Regions from separate parts of the Homo sapiens genome. Here region 2 is linked to region 1. The links are chromatin contacts, found by Hi-C or POLR2A ChIA-PET in ENCODE. All regions are on one chromosome and are shown on one strand. The core of a region is the stretch at or near the end of the contact, and the rest is flanking DNA. Distances in the headings are between cores, read along the strand shown. Region 1 overlaps PKP4 (plakophilin 4). Region 2 overlaps PKP4 (plakophilin 4).

Region 1 (3,661 bases), core at 375-2,874:
AATTCACCAACACTACCATACTCTAAATAAAAAATCACATGAATGTTTTGTAGCTTTCCCCTCTCACATTGGTATAAATCTTTATCCCAGAGAAGAACCACTGTCCCAACATCATTTCCACCCTGGGCAGGGGCAGGACTAGGGTGAGCTAAGCAAGGCGCCAAAGGCACAACATTTTAGGAGGCCTTTACTCTCAGGTTTGTACAAGGTAGGGTTGGCACATGCACAAACCAAACAGTGAGGACCTCTGTACGCTCCGCACCCCAGGCAGCTTGCTTGCCTCTGCGGCATTGCCACATCCTAGGCAGGATGCGGGCTAAAGAAGACATCAGGGACCCCCATAAACCTGAGCTTCGTTCCCAGGATGTGCTGCTCACTGGCCATGCAACCTGGGGTATCCTATATAACCCCGTTCAGGCTCCGTAATTCTATCTAGATTGGAAATGAAAGGCAACTCCTCATCTCTGAAGGGGAGCTGTTGATGCCTGCTGTCCTAACTGGGTTTGCTGTAAAGAGGAAATGAGAGAGCTCCATGCCAAGTCCCACAGCTGGTGACAGGTCAGGGGAGAAGGAGGGGAAATGGGACAAGATCTTATGTGGATTCATGTGAATCTATAGTAAACTTAAAATACACCTGCCATGAGAGAAGGAGAGAGAAACAAGGGCGATGATGTTTACCATAAAGAATTGCTGTAAGGATTAAACGTGATGACTTACAATGGAAGCCCTTCACACAGTGCCTGACAGAATTGCTATTTTGAATTGTTGCCCAGATTAACCTGCTCTTAACACACCATTCCTTTAAGCCAAATCATCCCCCTACGGAGAGGAAAGGAAGTTCCTCCTCACCCTGTTCATGGTCCAGCTCATGCCTGATTCTTGTAGATGTGCCATATCTCTCAGTTCCCACACTTCCTTTACAGAAATCCTTCAGGTCCCTAAAGAGAGATATTCTTTAAAGTTATTTTTCTTACGTCTGTATTGTTTGGATTTCTTATAAGAAGCATGTATAATTTGGGCATTTTTAATGCTAAAAAATAAATGGTTGACACGTATATCCTGTGGCCTGTCATATTTCACAACGCAAAGACACAGGTAGACAGGAGTCCTTGAGCTGGTACTGTGAAGTGCTAAGACCTTTGGCAAGAGGAATGTGTGTTCCAAGTCTTGGCTTCCTCTCAGTGCATTTCTGTGTTTTCTGTGAATAACCCTTTTTAACTTCCACTGGCCTTCTGCCTCTCCAGTGATGAGCTTTTTTTTTTTTTTTTTAACCTGGCTGGAGCACTCTTGAACTGTTCCATCAGTCTGTTTTTTTGTTTCCCTATTCCCGTCTTCCTGTGAGATCTGCCTCACTCTTGGATTCAGTATTTGGCTCTAATTTACCCAGTACTTCAGTTCCTAGGAACCTTCCCCTTCTCTGACCTCTTCCCTCTTTTTTCACATTCATCATCAGCACTAGCAAAGGACTTTCTTTTCAGAGCCATTTTTCACAAAGAAGCAAAGTTTTATCACTTCATAAAAGTTACTACATACTCAACTGAGTGGGACCCACCCTGCTGTCTGGAGCTGCAAGTTCTGAGGGGACCGCCAGGCTCACTCATTCATAGGCAGAGTGAGCTGCCTCGGCCTAACCCCCAGGAGTGCAATTTAAAGTTATGCCTTAGCAAAATGACAAATTACATGTCATGGGCCTTTTGGTCATTCATGAGTATTCAAAATCACCAGAGCTAACTTATCATCTGCTCTGAAAACCACATTTATCTTGTGGCCTTACAGTGTCAGCACTGTTTTTCCACTCTTCATAGCAGTGTTTGTCGTGAGCAAGCCAGAGCCTTCCCTCTGACGTGCTGTACATCACACAGCATGTAGCTGAGACCTGTCTTCTTCTGCTTACCACTGTAAATAAACAGGCCTTTATAAAAAGCGATTGCACATCCACTCAATTATTAGCATAGGGGAGAACTAAGAAGATGTTTACTTGCACTTTAGTTCATTTCTTTTGTTTGTAGTGCACTTACAGTTTGTCAGTTGGTAATCGAAGTTGAAAAAGCTAGAGGTAATCTCTTTTTGGAGAGGAATAAGAAAAATTCAGTATCTATAAAGAAATACCTCAATAACTGTGAAACTCCCCTTGCCTTGTCTTAGCAAGAATTTCATTATTATTGCATTATTCCTGGGAGATAACATACCTATAATTTTAATACCAGAACTTTTACTTGTGTCATCTTTTAAAGAAACTAACATGTTGCCACCGTTGTCAGATGAGTTGCTGTACACCTCAGCTCTATACACAAAAATGTGTAACTGTACCCAGTTCATACATTAAGATCCAGAAAGATCTAACGAAAAGTATTGTTTGGCAGCCTGACTTGGTCCAGATTCAAAGGTAAGTTTTAAAAAGCTCTAAGAGGAAATTGAGGTATTTGTGATGCATAGGAATTCCATTGAGAATAAAATTTACTATTATAATTCCTTCATTACTCAATGTTACTGAAAATACTCGAACGAAAGTAACTTGATTTGTCTACCCAATTTTACGCATTGATTTACATTTGCTTTCAGCAATTGACAGTAATGTTTTATAAATGAATCATTTCTGCAAGTGACGTTGCAATAAATGTTAGCTTTCCCCTTATAATGACATTTGTCCTTTTCTTCTTTGCCATGGGTTTTGATTTTTTCCCCTATTATTGTCTCTTTGGGGGTTTTATTTTTAAGAGATTGCATGCCACCAGAATCTGAACAACAATAACAAAAACCTAGTACCTTCTGGAAGTAGAATTTACTCTTTTGCCGTTGGCAGGCAAATACGCCATGCGAGACCTGGTCAACCGGCTCCCCGGCGGCAATGGCCCCAGTGTCTTGTCTGATGAGACCATGGCAGCCATCTGCTGTGCTCTGCACGAGGTCACCAGCAAAAACATGGAGAACGCAAAAGCCCTGGCCGACTCAGGAGGCATAGAGAAGCTGGTGAACATAACCAAAGGCAGGGGCGACAGGCAAGTCTGCGGCAAGGAGGTGCAAGCAGTGCTCTTATTCCTGAGATTGTCCTGTGATGAGGCCTTTGTTGAGGATACCTTTCCTATTGGAAAGGATTTATTTTTGCATTTCTTACATGCCGATAAGCTAAGCAGTCTCCAGCACTTACAACCTGCTATGCTGGGAGAAGTGTTTTCTGTTATGGGGCCTATTTTTGGTTTTCACTTTATTGTAACACCCTCACTCCTACATTGGTATTTGTCTCTGTCTTAGTCTGTTTGTTCTGCTGTAACAAAATGTTGTGAACTGGGTGGCTTATAAACAACAGAAATTTATTTCTCACAGTTCTAGAGGCCGGGAAATCCAAGATCAGGGCACCAACAGATTTGGTGTCTGGTGAGGGCCCCGATTCTGGTTCATAGATGGTGCCTTTCAGCTGTCCTTGCACGGTAGAAGGAGGGAGAGGTCTCAGGCCTGTTTTTATAAGGGTGCTAATGCCATTCATGAGGGCTCTACCCTCATGATCTAATCACCTCTCAAAGGCTCCACCTCCTAATACCATCACCTTGGGGGTTGGAATTTCAACATATGAACTTTGGAAGGGACACAGACCTTCAGACCATAGCAGTCCCTAAAGCCACAACTGGTCATGCCAACTCCTGGAAGAATTGGAAATGCCAGG
Region 2 (3,661 bases), core at 552-3,051, 68 kb before region 1:
CACGAGATCGAGACCATCCTGGCTAACACGGTGAAACCCCGTCTCTACTAAAAAAATACAAAAAATTAGCCGGGCATGGTAGCGGGCACCTGTAGTCCCAGCTACTTGGGAGGCTGAGGGAGGAGAATGGTGTGAACCTGGGAGGCGGAGCTTGCAGTGAGGCGAGATCGCGCCACTGCACTCCAGCCTGGGCGAGAGCAAGACTCCAACTCAAAAAAAATAAAAATATTCCTGTTATTATAGAACGTGATACAAAGTGAAGGTAAACTTTAGAGCATTCTGTTTCATGGGTATATAAACAAGTTATATGGTACCTGCATGTGCCATTCTAGAATTTGAGTAATTCTGAAAGAATTTCCAGACTCTATTCCTGCATGTTCTACCCTAAAAATAGCAGTGGAAGTGTGAAACAGTATGGTGTGTGAGGCAACTGCAAGCAGTTAGAAATGCTTCAGATGTAGGTTTGTGTGGGAAAGGGCACACTAGGAGGAGCCAGGTGGTGCAGGGCCTTCTGTGCCATCTGAGATGTTTGCATTTTATCCTGTATGGATCTGTTGTGCATTAGCAGCAGAAGAATGACATCAGAGGTGAGTGTTTGAAAAAAATCGCAGTAGTAGCAGCGTGGAAGAGAGCCTGGCAGGATGAGAAATGAAAGCCAGGAAGACCAGTTAGGAGAGAGACTGAAAGAATGACCCAGCCAAAAGAGGATAAGAGGATAAAGGCCAGAACAGTGTCAGTGGTAGTAGAGATGAATTCAAAATGAGTGATAGCCATGTGTCAGATACTGCCTTAGGCTCTGGCCATTGTCTGTAAACAAGGCCACCTGCCATACCCTCATGGAGGTTACACACTAGTGGGAAGAACAAATAGTAAAATTACTCCCTGCTCTTCAGTTTGAGTGACTGAAGGTGGGAATCACTAAACAGGAGTCAGTTTAGAGGGAAATAATTTCAATACGTTGAATCTGAGCTGTGTTACATATCCAGTATGCAGTTGGAAATAGTCTACAGTTATGAGTCTTGGGCCCTTTTCAGAGGGCTACTTTGTCTTTGTTAGTTTTAGGATAACATCAGTCAGGATTTTTGGTTGCAAACAATAGAATCTTCTCTGGCTTATGTAAGCAGAAAAGCAACTTTTTAGGAGCTATTGGATATCAACTCATGGAGTCTCTAGGAAGGCCAGGGAGCCAGAATCTGAATCTGGGTTTCAAGGAGCAGTGCCTACTGCCACCACTGTATCCACCACAAATGCTCAGGATCACCCTATCTCCACATGTGGCTTCTTGTGAACTTCACTCACTGGCCTGCCCTCTGGCTGGAGGGGATTATGAGCAGGTAATTTTCTGACTCCTAATATGGGAAACAGCAAAATAAGGAGAGTTTTCAAAGATATTGCACAGCTGTCAATGTCCAACAAAGATATTTTTGCCTCCATTTGCATCTGAATGAAAAAAATTAATTTCAGGAGTATGTAGAATTTTATAGTGATCTACAACATATTTTCATGTAATATTATGATGAAGGCACATTGTCTTCCTGTAAACAAAACTGATTTTTCGTATTAAAATGAACTGTTTTGTTAATTTGGTAATAAATTTGCTTTTGATTGATGTTCACCATCTGACTGGACAGCCCCAAGGTTATTAGTGGATTTCATTCTAAATGATTAAGTTATTAACGTATTAAATTATGAATATATCTTCCCATTGAAACAAAGTTATCATGGGTGACTCAGTTCCTGTGTGTATTTTAAAATGTGTTTCACATTCCAGTGGAAGCTCCTAGAACGCAAGCTGCTTGGCATCTTCAGAAGAGAAGTGAAAGGGAACCGGGATGGAGTCATTTGTGGGCACAGTGCCTACAGACACATTGTAGCCATTCAATAAAAGTTGAGGAAGTGTTTCTAGGAATAGATGGTTGGAGGGAGAGAAGGAGGAAATAAGCCTATGTTTCTAACATGAAGCTGCCTGTGATTGTTGTAATAAACATGGGTTTATTAGAACAATTGCCTTTGGTGGTTTAAAACAGCATTTCAAAATTCCATCTGTTTTGTTGTCCAATCCCTGAGTCCCAAAGTAGTGAACAATTTGAGAGTCATTTGAAGTGAGTAATTCAAAAAGAAAATAGGCTGTTATGAATAACATGTAATGACCAGTTATTTCTCAGAATTATAGAAGTTTCTGTGAAAGTAGTTGGGCTGAATAGATGATCTTCAGAGTATACCATGGAACTATTTATTTATTTTTAATTTCATTATTAGCTTGTTTTTCTAATGATTTATATATGGTACCTTAAATGGAGGAGGGAATATTATTGAGGCTTCCCATTGCCTTCACCTAGGAATACCTATTATATTTTGGTAACCAAAGGTCCTTTCAGCAGCAAAAATGCTGTTTGCTTGATTGTTACACAACGAGGTTGCTGGAGCTTCCTACCTAGACTCGGGGAGAATAAGTTGACCTGCTTATACTAGGTAATACCTGGTAATTTGTATAATCTGACCTTTCAAAACATTAAAGAACTTGATTTTTTCACAATTTAATTAAGCATCTGCTGTGTGCCTGGCAAATGCTAGGCACTTGGTATAAAGAGATGAGCAAAACAACCACAGCCCTTGCCCCATTTGAGCAATTAGCTGGAATTATATTCTGTGACCTACAGTTTTGAGGATAAAAAGTCTTGTATTTCATTAAAGTTGATATAAGTTTCAAACTCAGAAGATAAAACTTTCTTAATATTCCCGAGAAACTTGAGGTATACTAAACATTTCCGGATGGCAGTTTGATTTACCATGTATTTTAATATTGACATAAAATATGATCCTTTTGAGGAAACAGAGTTGGGTAATACCAATCTCAGTGCTTAGAAACTAATTTAGATAATAGAATTAAATAACAAAAACAGATTGAGGAGAAATTGAAATTCAGTGTGCAGAACCACTTTTGGAGTCACAAGACAGTGATGGCCTACCCTTAGGAGCAAGACAAATGTCTCATTACTGATATTTGACCAAGTTTTCACTTTTTCCTATCAGTCCATTTTGAAATCAGCTAAGAGTGTTTCAGATAAAGGAACATCACAGAGCCCTGGAGGAGATTAGCATTAACTGATTGACTCCACTTGCTGGGAGAAGGTCACCCTGCTTGCAATTCGTTCAGTGGTCCTGGAATGTGAACTACTGCACCTGTGATGGAGAAAAGGCAAATCACACACAAAATTGAAGTTCAGGGAGTTTCTATGGAATCTAGGGTTTTCAACCAGCAAGTTTCATAACCACATAATGACTTGGGGAAAGTATCAAGGGGGTAATAAGAACTTAAAATCTCAGAAATATAGCACTAAAAGGACGGTTCTTCCCCCACTCCAAGTGCTTTATTTGGCAGAATGTTTCCTTAAGCCCAGAGTCACACTCCTTTTTCTATAAATTTAATAAGCACTCAAAAAAATACCATGAATATATGTCCTTTTTCTGGTTTTTTAAAAGGAAAAAAGGTATAAATGATTAAAAAGAAAAACATGTAATGGCTGTACTCAGGGATATAACTGCTAGCACATTCATTTTTATTTTTCTAGACTTCTAGTCATATTGTCTATGTGTCTGTATGTGTTTAATGCAAAAATGGGATCACAAGCTGTTCTGCCAGGTAGCACAGTGATAAGGT

The links. Hi-C counts contacts between places; a loop is a spot of excess contacts on that map. ChIA-PET counts read pairs that join two places held with the same protein, here RNA polymerase II (POLR2A). Pooled maps may share reads with other maps.
Region 2: a loop to region 1 is called in a map of endothelial cell of umbilical vein, with 6 times the contacts of the local background. The contact joins two enhancer-like sites. A Hi-C loop is called at or near these places in 3 of 168 maps with a recorded cell type or tissue (G401, endothelial cell of hepatic sinusoid and endothelial cell of umbilical vein) and 2 of 50 pooled maps. POLR2A ChIA-PET finds 5 or more read pairs at or near these places in 3 of 52 experiments (HCT116, OCI-LY7 and PC-9).

Annotation. Positions count from the first base shown.
Region 1 is chr2:158,666,917-158,670,577 of GRCh38, forward strand. PKP4 (plakophilin 4) reads left to right here. Exons shown (of 22, transcript NM_003628.6): 17 at 2,804-2,999. The region is part of intron 2 of PKP4-AS1 (PKP4 antisense RNA 1); the gene reads right to left. Among named protein-coding and RNA genes, the nearest start is that of PKP4-AS1, 66 kb to the right of the region's middle. Within about 2 kb of position 1,625, at least 5 of the 41 ENCODE cell types and tissues checked have a DNase peak (open chromatin) inside an H3K27ac peak, as active enhancers do; they include endothelial cell of umbilical vein, where a contact is called at or near this core.
Region 2 is chr2:158,598,555-158,602,215 of GRCh38, forward strand. The region is part of intron 3 of PKP4 (plakophilin 4); the gene reads left to right. Among named protein-coding and RNA genes, the nearest start is that of PKP4-AS1, 130 kb to the right of the region's middle. Within about 2 kb of position 1,802, at least 7 of the 41 ENCODE cell types and tissues checked have a DNase peak (open chromatin) inside an H3K27ac peak, as active enhancers do; they include endothelial cell of umbilical vein, where a contact is called at or near this core.